Regions from separate parts of the Homo sapiens genome. Here all the other regions are linked to region 2. The links are chromatin contacts, found by Hi-C or POLR2A ChIA-PET in ENCODE. All regions are on one chromosome and are shown on one strand. Each heading gives the region's core, a stretch centred on a gene start or an enhancer-like site at or near the end of the contact. The rest is flanking DNA. Distances are from core to core; before and after follow the strand shown. Region 1 holds the start of MED13L (mediator complex subunit 13L). Region 2 holds the start of UBC (ubiquitin C). Region 3 overlaps TAOK3 (TAO kinase 3). Region 4 holds the start of HSPB8 (heat shock protein family B (small) member 8).

What was found. A loop is a pair of places that touch in the nucleus more often than their neighbours do. ChIA-PET counts read pairs that join two places held with the same protein, here RNA polymerase II (POLR2A). Pooled maps may share reads with other maps.
Region 1: a pooled map shows a loop between it and region 2 (5-fold over the local background). The contact joins the promoter of MED13L here to the promoter of UBC in region 2. A Hi-C loop is called at or near these places in 2 of 50 pooled maps. POLR2A ChIA-PET finds 5 or more read pairs at or near these places in 2 of 52 experiments (PC-9 and activated CD4-positive, alpha-beta memory T cell).
Region 3: a map with no recorded cell type shows a loop between it and region 2 (15-fold over the local background). The contact joins the enhancer-like site here to the promoter of UBC in region 2. A Hi-C loop is called at or near these places in 2 of 37 single-sample maps with no recorded cell type and 1 of 50 pooled maps. POLR2A ChIA-PET finds 5 or more read pairs at or near these places in 1 of 52 experiments (GM10248).
Region 4: a loop to region 2 is called in a map of ascending aorta, with 8 times the contacts of the local background. The contact joins the promoter of HSPB8 here to the promoter of UBC in region 2. A Hi-C loop is called at or near these places in 2 of 168 maps with a recorded cell type or tissue (ascending aorta and transverse colon) and 7 of 50 pooled maps.

What each region holds. Positions count from the first base shown.
Region 1 is chr12:116,276,385-116,279,084 of GRCh38, reverse strand. It overlaps MED13L (mediator complex subunit 13L), which reads left to right and starts at 1,392. Exons shown (of 31, transcript NM_015335.5): 1 at 1,392-2,025. The coding sequence starts at 1,954. RefSeq lists silencers at 984-1,043, 1,094-1,563.
Region 2 is chr12:124,913,400-124,916,099 of GRCh38, reverse strand. It overlaps UBC (ubiquitin C), which reads left to right and starts at 1,450. Exons shown (of 2, transcript NM_021009.7): 1 at 1,450-1,513; 2 at 2,326-2,700. The coding sequence starts at 2,329. MIR5188 (microRNA 5188) reads right to left here and starts at 553; the gene lies at 441-553. RefSeq lists enhancers at 1-97, 1,422-1,871, 1,196-2,153 and a silencer at 872-1,211.
Region 3 is chr12:118,329,136-118,331,835 of GRCh38, reverse strand. All of the region lies in intron 1 of TAOK3 (TAO kinase 3), which reads left to right. Among named protein-coding and RNA genes, the nearest start is that of TAOK3, 42 kb to the left of the region's middle. Within about 2 kb of position 1,320, at least 6 of the 41 ENCODE cell types and tissues checked have a DNase peak (open chromatin) inside an H3K27ac peak, as active enhancers do.
Region 4 is chr12:119,177,600-119,180,299 of GRCh38, reverse strand. HSPB8 (heat shock protein family B (small) member 8) reads right to left here and starts at 1,369. Exons shown (of 3, transcript NM_014365.3): 1 at 621-1,369. The coding sequence starts at 987. RefSeq lists an enhancer at 1,017-1,766.

The sequences.
Region 1 (2,700 bases), core at 143-2,642, 8.6 Mb after region 2:
ACTCTCATCTCTTCCCTGCTTTCTACTCTTCCTTTTTTTTTTTTTTTTTTTTTTTGAGACAGGGCCTCTCTCTGTCACTCAGGCTGGAGTACGGTGATGCGACCTCGGCTCACTGGGCTCACTGCAGCCTCTGCCTCCAGGGCTCAAGTTATCCTCCCACCTCAGCCTTTCGAGTAGCTAGGGCTACAGGCACATGCCACACTACGCCTGGCTAATTTTTGTATTTTTGTATTTTATTTTTTTTGTCATGACGGGGGTTCTTGCTACATTGCTCAGGCTGGTCTTAAACCTCGGCTAGGATTACCGGCGTGAGCCACTGTGCCAGCCATCCACTCTTCCTCTTTTAGCTTAATCTACCTGAAACAGCTGATTGTTCCATGTTTGGAGGCGTATTAGTGAAGACATTGTTTTCTCCTCCCCCTTTTCGGGGATCCATTTCTTGAGGACTGGGAGAGCTTCTCTTCATAGCAGCACTCCTCCGGACTCCCAGGCCATATACACTCAGGAAATGTTGGTTATCCAATGAATGACGCCAGGAAGAAGGGTCTGCTCCCAACACGGCCTTAGCACAGTGCCTGGAAGTTATAACAGATTCTGGCACACAGCAGGAGCTCAGGAAACATTTATGTAATGAATGAATGAATGAATGAATGAGTGCACACAGTAACTAGGAGTAAGGGCTCAATAAACATTTCTGTATTAAACGCACAGTGTCTGGAACACAGTAAGCGCTCCGTCTATGGCAGCCGTGAATATCCCTGGGCGAAGCCTGTGAAACCTTGTCCAAGAGCTTGGCTTCACTGTGCGCGGGTTCGAATCTGGACTCCTCTTCCCAAGTGTGCGACCTCGGGCAAGTGATTTAATCCCTTTGTGCTTTAGTTTTCTCCTCTGCAAAAGGCGGACGGCGGCGCGAGCCTCTGAGGACACATTCCCCAGGGCACTCGGACCCGCTGCCTGGCCCACATCGCGGCCGCCGCGCCACGCCAGCCGGCCTGGGCTGCGAGGGCACAGGCCGGGGGTCCCGCGCCCTCCTCCGCGGCCACCACGGGCGCGCCCGGGACCCACGGTCCCGCCCCGCCACGATCAGTGCACCGCGAGGGGGCGGGGCGGCCACGAGGGGCAGCCCACGGCAGCCACGGGCCGGCAGTCCGCCGCCCGCCGGGGAGCCCGGCCGCCCGCACTTCTTTCTCTCCCTCTCTGCCTCCCTCCCTCCCTCTTCCCGGCCGGAGGACCCGGCCGCGCTCAGCTCAGCAGCGCCTCCCGCGAGCCGCCGCCGCCGCCGCCACTCCGGACCCCTCCCCCGCCCGCCCCTCGCTCCCCCCGCGCGGCCGGCGCCCGTCACGTGACCAAGCGCCAGCCAATGGCGGGCCGAGCCGCGGTCGGCGGCCGCCATTGCTGTCAGAGCAAGCGAGCCCGGGGAGGGAGGAGAAGCGAGGCTGACTGGGGAGGAGGGGGGGGTGGGGGAGGAAGAGGAAGGAGGGGACGTCGCTCGGCTGCCGGGGTCGCCCGCTGGCTTCGTCCGCACCCCCCCCTTCGCGAGTTCGCGCTCCGCGGCGGCGGCGGCTCCGAGGCGGCGGCGGCGGCTCCGGGGCTCGCCTCCCCTCGCGCGCCGGCGGGGGCCGAGGGGGAGTCGGTGGCTGGAGATAAACAAGGCGGCGGCAGCGGCAGCAGCGGCGGCGGCGGCGGCTGAGGAGCAGGGAAGGCGGAGGCGGTGGCCGGCCCGCAGCGCCGGCCCGGGGCGCGCGCCCCCCCCGCCAGCCCGGGCCCGCTGCCCCCGGCGCGGCGTCGCCGCGGCGCCTCCCGCCTGCCCGCCGGCCCTCGCGCCCTCCCCCGGCGGCGGCGGCGGCCCGGCCGCCCCGCGCTCCCCGGCGAGGCGCCGCCGCCCGGCCCGGCCTCGCCTCGGACGCCTCGCTCCGACATGCCCCGCTCTGGCGGCCGGGCTCGCGGAGGATCATGACTGCGGCAGCGAACTGGGTGGCGAACGGGGCGAGCCTGGAGGATTGTCACTCCAACCTCTTTTCGCTGGTGAGTAGCCGGGCTGCGGGGAGGGGGCTGTGCCGGGGAAGGGGGGGGGTCCCCGACCTCCGCCGCCGACCAACTTTCTCCTCCCGCCGCCGGGACTTCGCCCCTCCCTCGCGTCTCCCCGCCGTTCGCCTCTCGCCGATTCTCCCCCTTTTGGATCGTCTCTCTCTCGCCTTGGATCCCATCCAGTGTTTATTTGGCTCTTTAAAAATCATTTGTGAGCGCGGCGCTCGGCGTGGAATTTGCATGTGGAAGTCTCGGAGCTGCGGATTCTGGGTCGCACTTCGAACGCCCACCCTCTGTTGCAATCGCACTCCCCTTCTCCTCCCCTTTCCCCCCTTTTTTTCCCCCCGTAAATGTGGAAGGCTTTGCCTTGTGCTGCCGCGCCTCCGATCGGCAACCTCTTCCCCCGTTGTTGGATCAGCTGCCTGCCCGCCCGCCTGCCTTTTGAATTTTTTTAAATTCCATAATGACACCTGCAATTTCGCCCTAAAATAGTTGATTGAATGCGATTGTGTCAGGAAAGGACTCTTGCACCCGAAGCTCCCGCGATTGTAAACATCGACAGCCGCCTGCCTCTCGGGGCTTACTATGCTGGAGAGCCGTAAAGCCATTGCACCGAGCCGACGGAAGGTGGAGAAAGCTTTTTCTTCTTTCTCTCCTCCTGTGTCTTTTAAA
Region 2 (2,700 bases), core at 201-2,700:
TGTTCATAACTTAAAACAAGAATGCAGCCTTTTCCTAATGGCAAAATATTTTTCAGTTGGTAGCCTCTTTTTCTCTTTTTTTTGAAGCTTTTAAGGGTAGAAATCAAAATAGCCTCCCTACCTCCAATACATTTGTAGAAACAGGGACTATTTGTAGAAGAGTCCAGAAGGAACAGTGGCTGGGAAATTGAGGGCATGAGGGAGACTTTTCACTGTACACTTTAAAAAGACACATTTAAAAAATCTCACCATGTTCGTATATTTTAAAACATTTAAAAAATATACTGAAGAAATGACACGTAGGGATCACAAAATAGGTTGTGGTAAAAATTTAAAAAGCTGGCTGGTGATGCTTTTCTCCCCACTTCTTTTACCAAAATAGAATTGCCCTGTAGAATTACATTTCATATTTGACACCCTACCCTGCACTGAAATAAGGTTGGGATTCTATTCCTGTCTTTTAAAATCTCCGGTTTAAATGGGTCCGATTATTGAATGGATCCTGCTTACAATAATCGTACCCATTGAAACCAGAGAAATTTCCATGCCTCCCTGTTGGCATCAAGTAGGACCTTTCCATACCTGGCCCTCAGAATGTACAGGAAGGTGGAAGAACAGTCTAGAAGGATGTCGTTCGCTCAGCCTTGCGTTCCAGCTAAAATAAAACTGTGTGGGGTTTCCGCCTCTTTTTTCCAAATTTAACCTGGACACCCAGCTCCTCTGCAGTGTCTCCCCTGGAAAGTTCTCGAGCGTTCCCCAGCTTTAGGGCCACGCCCGCCCTGAGATCTGCCGAGTCATTGTCCTTGTCCCGCGGCCCCGGGAGCCCCCCGCGACCGGCCTGGGAGGCTCAGGGAGGTTGAAGGGGGCTGAGCAAAGGAAGCCCCGTCATTACCTCAAATGTGACCCAAAAATAAAGACCCGTCCATCTCGCAGGGTGGGCCAGGGCGGGTCAGGAGGGAGGGGAGGGAGACCCCGACTCTGCAGAAGGCGCTCGCTGCGTGCCCCACGTCCGCCGAACGCGGGGTTCGCGACCCGAGGGGACCGCGGGGGCTGAGGGGAGGGGCCGCGGAGCCGCGGCTAAGGAACGCGGGCCGCCCACCCGCTCCCGGTGCAGCGGCCTCCGCGCCGGGTTTTGGCGCCTCCCGCGGGCGCCCCCCTCCTCACGGCGAGCGCTGCCACGTCAGACGAAGGGCGCAGCGAGCGTCCTGATCCTTCCGCCCGGACGCTCAGGACAGCGGCCCGCTGCTCATAAGACTCGGCCTTAGAACCCCAGTATCAGCAGAAGGACATTTTAGGACGGGACTTGGGTGACTCTAGGGCACTGGTTTTCTTTCCAGAGAGCGGAACAGGCGAGGAAAAGTAGTCCCTTCTCGGCGATTCTGCGGAGGGATCTCCGTGGGGCGGTGAACGCCGATGATTATATAAGGACGCGCCGGGTGTGGCACAGCTAGTTCCGTCGCAGCCGGGATTTGGGTCGCAGTTCTTGTTTGTGGATCGCTGTGATCGTCACTTGGTGAGTAGCGGGCTGCTGGGCTGGCCGGGGCTTTCGTGGCCGCCGGGCCGCTCGGTGGGACGGAGGCGTGTGGAGAGACCGCCAAGGGCTGTAGTCTGGGTCCGCGAGCAAGGTTGCCCTGAACTGGGGGTTGGGGGGAGCGCAGCAAAATGGCGGCTGTTCCCGAGTCTTGAATGGAAGACGCTTGTGAGGCGGGCTGTGAGGTCGTTGAAACAAGGTGGGGGGCATGGTGGGCGGCAAGAACCCAAGGTCTTGAGGCCTTCGCTAATGCGGGAAAGCTCTTATTCGGGTGAGATGGGCTGGGGCACCATCTGGGGACCCTGACGTGAAGTTTGTCACTGACTGGAGAACTCGGTTTGTCGTCTGTTGCGGGGGCGGCAGTTATGGCGGTGCCGTTGGGCAGTGCACCCGTACCTTTGGGAGCGCGCGCCCTCGTCGTGTCGTGACGTCACCCGTTCTGTTGGCTTATAATGCAGGGTGGGGCCACCTGCCGGTAGGTGTGCGGTAGGCTTTTCTCCGTCGCAGGACGCAGGGTTCGGGCCTAGGGTAGGCTCTCCTGAATCGACAGGCGCCGGACCTCTGGTGAGGGGAGGGATAAGTGAGGCGTCAGTTTCTCTGGTCGGTTTTATGTACCTATCTTCTTAAGTAGCTGAAGCTCCGGTTTTGAACTATGCGCTCGGGGTTGGCGAGTGTGTTTTGTGAAGTTTTTTAGGCACCTTTTGAAATGTAATCATTTGGGTCAATATGTAATTTTCAGTGTTAGACTAGTAAATTGTCCGCTAAATTCTGGCCGTTTTTGGCTTTTTTGTTAGACAATGCAGATCTTCGTGAAGACTCTGACTGGTAAGACCATCACCCTCGAGGTTGAGCCCAGTGACACCATCGAGAATGTCAAGGCAAAGATCCAAGATAAGGAAGGCATCCCTCCTGACCAGCAGAGGCTGATCTTTGCTGGAAAACAGCTGGAAGATGGGCGCACCCTGTCTGACTACAACATCCAGAAAGAGTCCACCCTGCACCTGGTGCTCCGTCTCAGAGGTGGGATGCAAATCTTCGTGAAGACACTCACTGGCAAGACCATCACCCTTGAGGTCGAGCCCAGTGACACCATCGAGAACGTCAAAGCAAAGATCCAGGACAAGGAAGGCATTCCTCCTGACCAGCAGAGGTTGATCTTTGCCGGAAAG
Region 3 (2,700 bases), core at 71-2,570, 6.6 Mb after region 2:
AAAAAAAATTCATGTATTTGTAATGTGATAATCATACTTTACCTTCATAGGTTTCAAAATGCTTTTATTTATTAATACTAATAATATATTTATAGCAATTTATAAAGCACTTTTACATGCATTTTTAAATTTCATCCTTAAGACTACTGTAAAGTCAGATATTATTCTTTTTTTTTTTTTTTTTTTTTTTGAGATAAGAGTCTCGTTCTGTTGCCCAGGCTGGAGTGCAGTGGTATGTTCTTGGATCACTGCAACCTCCACCTCCCCAGTTCAAATGATTCTTCTGCCTCAGCCCCCCAAGTAGCTGGGATTACAGGCATGTGCCACCATGCCCGGCTAATTTTTGTATTTTTAGTAGAAACTGGGTTTCATCATGTTGGCCAGGCTGGTCTCGAACTTCTGGCCTCAAGCGATCCACCTACCTCGGCCTCCCAAAGTGCTGGGATTACAGGTGCGAGCCACCATGCCTAGCCATTATTCTCATTTTAGAGTAAGCAGTGGGCCCAAAGTCACAGGGTTGGCAAATGGTGCAGCTGGGGGCAGAACCTGGCTCCTTACTTCTTAATTCAGCCTGGTGTTAGCATTTTCTGGGACTCCATGCTGTATGCCTCTTACATTCATTCCCTCTCTAAGTCAATTCAGTAATCAAAGGTTAAGTATTACAGACCTTGTTCTAGAGGAAATGGAATTGAATTCCAAATTACATTTATTTTCTCTAGTAATTAGTCACTGTTTAAAAATACTAATCATATGTAGTATATGTTGTTCTAGAATTTCTGCCTTCTAATATAAAACGAGACTGCAGACCTGTGTATGCCATAATCTAGAGTTTTGTGTTACTTGTTTTTCTTTTGGTAGGTGGCAGTTGGGCATAGATGAGATAAATTCCATATTCTTGTTCTTCATACCAAAGGAAACAGATGTCCCACATTTTCACACAGTTTATGGCAGTTTCAGACTTATGAACCTCATAAAGATAAATGGGTACTGTCAAACCAAAGGATCATCGTTCACTGAGATTGCCTTTTTAACCTTCTGCCCCTTTCTGGCTCTTTCTACCTTTTTTTTTTTTTGTCCTCCTCTTTCTTCTTTCCTTCTTTCTTTTTCTTTTCCCTTTCCTCTTTACCTCTTTTTTTGAATTTTTTTTTCTTGGTTTCTTTTTCTTCTCGTTTTTTATCAATCAACACATTTAAAGTTTTATTAGCAGCTATCTTCTTTTGTAACCTAAAGGAGCTGCCATTCAGTATACTTCCTCTTTGTGATAGTTTCCTCTTTGCCCAACTATCAACTGCAGCCAGACACGCACATACACTTACACCATATCTTAACCATCTGGAGAGTGCCTGAGGCCTGAGTTATGATAATGTAGTTTGGGTCAGGAATCTGAACACTATCTAAAAATATACAAAGCTGCTCTGGCATATTTTAAAACTCGCTTAGAAATGGGACTTTTGTTTCTACCACCAATAGATATATTTATATTGGCATATATAAAAACACAACTATTGTTACAGACAAAAGACGTAAAGACCTATCAGACCTCACTGTTCTAATATAACTTAAGCAAACAACTTTGAAACAATTTTATTTATAGACTTGAATGTAATCTTAACTTTTATTTTCTCATCTGTCACTTTGACTTTTTATAGTGAGGGTTCTATTTTGTTTCTCATCCTCACATCTCTAGATATAAATAAATTGTGAAAAAAGAAGACAGGAAATGAGAGTTCAGATTTTAGGACTTCTGTCATTATTTTCTAGAAAGCATGCATCATTGAACCCCTGATGTATTTTTCCTCCAAAATATTGAAGATATCCACATATTTTTGGGGTTGTTGTTGATACAGAGTTCTGACTGAATGGAAAGATTGATGGTATATTATCATTCTCTTGTCATTATTTTTGAAACTTAAAAGGCAAATAACCAATGCTCTACCTTATGTTTTTGGTTATACCAGAGTTTCATTTCTGAGTCCTGGCGGAAGTGGCTATATACAAATCTTTATGCAAATCTTAAGTTTTTACCACTATTATATCAGAAGTTATCATGGATCTATATATGAAATAATCAGAATTAAGGGAGTATTTGTGTTCCATGTCCCTTGTTTTTATTTAGCTTTGCAGTAGTTAATTGAATGTTACTTTCCATTTTAAGAAGAGGGCACAGAGAATGACCTTCCTAGAAAAAACCAAAGTCATAGAATATAACAAGCTTTATATTTTGATATAAAAATCTTGCTCTTCCAACCCCCCCATAAGTATGGGACATATGGAAGATAACTCTTGATACAGAATATAGTCCTTTTTCTCATGATGGTTTTGACAGATGTTTAATATTAATTTTAATAAATTATTCCTTTTCTCCATTTTATCTTTCCTAATTAGACTCTGAAATGGATATAATATTTTTGACATTTTGTTGGATTTTAAAAGTTTGATAATCAGTTTGAATTGCTTTGCAATTCGTATCCTTCAGGACACAAATCCTGGTGTGTTCTCATGTTAATTCTGGAGAAAATAATCCAAACTCTAGCAACCAAGTCACTATTCCTAGTAGAATGGGCTATCATGCCTTTTCTTTCAGGAAACATCATGTAGAGTTTAAAGCGAGTTTAAAGGTCCAAACATCTATATTCTCTTATCCAGTCTGTCAGTTGTGTTTATTAGTCATGAACTGTGTCTCTAGGCTTTTGCATTAAC
Region 4 (2,700 bases), core at 120-2,619, 5.7 Mb after region 2:
TCATCTGAAAAAAGAAGATAAACAGTACCCACCTCCTCTGGTTGTGGTATTAGCTGAGATATTATAGGCAACAGCAGTTAGCAAAGTGCTGAGCGAATAGTTAGCACTCAGAGTTACCAGTTAGTGTTACTACAATTACTGGTAAGCCTCAGTTTCCCTGTCTGGGACAAGGAGAGGTGTTTCACCGGAAACCAGTTGCGGTTATTAACACTATCATTGTTCAGCCTTAACGTGCACTTCTAGACTCTGTTATGATGCTGGAGTGCACAAAATCCCGTTTCTTCTTTGTTTTTTAATTCTTTGATATCTGCTTAACCTATTCTTTATATTAAATGCCCTCTGTCAAAATATCCAACATGGTTTCTATTTTCCTGTCTGTACCATGATTGATGAGCACCCAGAGGCCCCAATAGCTGAGTCAGGCAGGTTAAGATCTCTGCTGGGAGCCGGGAGAGAAGTTTTCCGTAAAGATAACTTTGCAGGCTGCATTCCTGAGCCCTGAGGTCACCTGTGTCACACTGTCCCAACGTCAGCTCCCAGGAAACTTTCTCTGGCTATTCCCAGGGCTGAGGGCTACATCCCGGCCTCCCCATTCTCTCTCCCTCCTGCCCCTGACTTACCAGACACCTCCACGTATCCATCTTTGGTCTTCACCATCAACTCCTCTGGCTTGAAGCTGTGCACATTCACACACACTTTCCAGGGCTCCCCAGGGAAGGGTGGGGGGGTCCTGCCCTCGGCAGGCACCCCAAACCTGGCGGTGGCAGTGGGGCCCCGGGGCACCATGCCCGACCTTAGGGTGCCTGGCCAGGCGGAGGAGAGACGAGGCAGAGCCCAGTCGGGCCAAGAGGCTGTCAAGTCGTCTGGGAAGGGGTCCATGCCAAAGCCATCATCCAGCAGGCGAGAGGAGAGGGGAGAGTCCCGGAAGGGGTCTCGGCGCAGGCGGCTTGGGTAGTGGCAGGAGAAGGGCATCTGACCGTCAGCCATGGTGGCTGCTCAGCTCAGAGAGAAACAGAGGCTCAGAGAGACAGAACCACCTGCCCAAGGTCACACAACAAGGTGGTGTGGCTGGGCTAGCTTATTCTTCAGCTTCCGAAAATGCTGCTTTTCTGCAGGGAGAAGCAGAACCAACCACTGCCAGGGACGGTTGTGTCCCCTCGACTGGGGTCCCAGCCCCCAAAGGTAACCCCCGGGGCAGATCCAGCAGAATCCCAGAGGGTCCCCGTCCGCACTGCCTCACGACAGACCGGCAAGCCACCGTCCTCCCAGGCTTCCCAGGCTGCCCAGGCTGGCAGCCAGAACCGCTGAGGTCTAGAGCGGAGCCAGGAGCTTAATAAACCCAGGGCACGCGCGCCTAGAAACTTCTTCTGGCTCCTTCTGGGCTGCAAGCCTTCTATTTATTTGCTGCTGGAGGCTGGAGGCGGGTTTTGCAAGCGTCTCCTGTCACAGGAATATTCGGAGGTGATGAACCAGCCCCGGAGAATCCGCGGAGGGAACAGCTGGGCTGTGGGGGGAGCTGGGAGGGGCCGCGTCCAAGTTCAGCCGGCCTCTCCGGACACTCTCTCCTCCCCTGGCCACTCCGCTCAGCTCCGCCCTCCTCTTGCTCCAGGAGCTGGAGCCGCCCTCCCCGAGCGGGGCACTAAGGCCTGGCTATTAATAACCCCGAGCCTGGCTGAGGGCTCAGGTCACCCTCTGGAAATACCTTCCCTAGAGCGTGTCGTATCCTGCCTTTCCCCTGGGGACCTGCAGAAAGGGAAGAGAGAGACAGGAGCCCAGTGGATTTGAAGGATGGCCCTGGGTTGCAATCCCCACTTACAAGATGGCCAAGCTCCTAGAGCCTCAATGCCCTCTGGGGAGATTGGTAAAGGAAAAAAAAAATTTTTTTAATGTGTATATATATATTCATATGACGCTTGTTAAAGTATGACAAGCAAGACTTTACTGGGCAGGGAAACTTTCTCCATAGATGTAGGGACCCCTGCAATGGGATTTTGCAGTGAGGGAGAAAGATTAGACTTGATTCCCAGTAGGTCATGGGTAAGTGTGAATTTGTAGCCAAGAAGCAGGTGGGGGGTCAGCGAATGGAAATTTACTAGGAGGGAAGTCCAGGAGTCAGAGGGATTCGGGCTCAGCTAACCTAAGAGGATTCTTGCTGAAGACAGGCCAGGGTGCTCAGACATCACCTGGGGGACCGCGGAGGATGAGGAAACTAATCAGATATCGAGGGTGATCAGAAATCGAAGATGGGTGGTTGCTACTAAACAGACTTAGCAGAGTTCATGCCAAAACTGAATTTTTCTTTCTTTCTTTTCTTTTTTTTTTTTGAGACAGAGTCTCACTCTGTCCCCCAGGCTAGAGCGCAGTTGCGCCATCTCCGCTCACTGCAACCTCCGCCTTCCAGGTTCAAGCGATTCTTCTGCCTCAGACTCCCGAGTAGCTGGGATTATAGGCACCCGCCATCGTGCCCGGCTAATTTTTGTATTTTTTAGTAGAGTTGGATTTCACCATCTTGGCCAGGCTGGTCTTGAACTCCTGACCTCATGATCCACCTGCCTCCACCTCCCAAAGTGCTGGGATTACAGACGTGAGCCACCTCGCCTGGCCCAAAACTGAATTTTTATAAGGAACCTCACTGATGGGCTTAGGAGAAGATTCAGAAATCCGATTAATGTTTGGTCAATCAAAGCATCTTTATAGGCA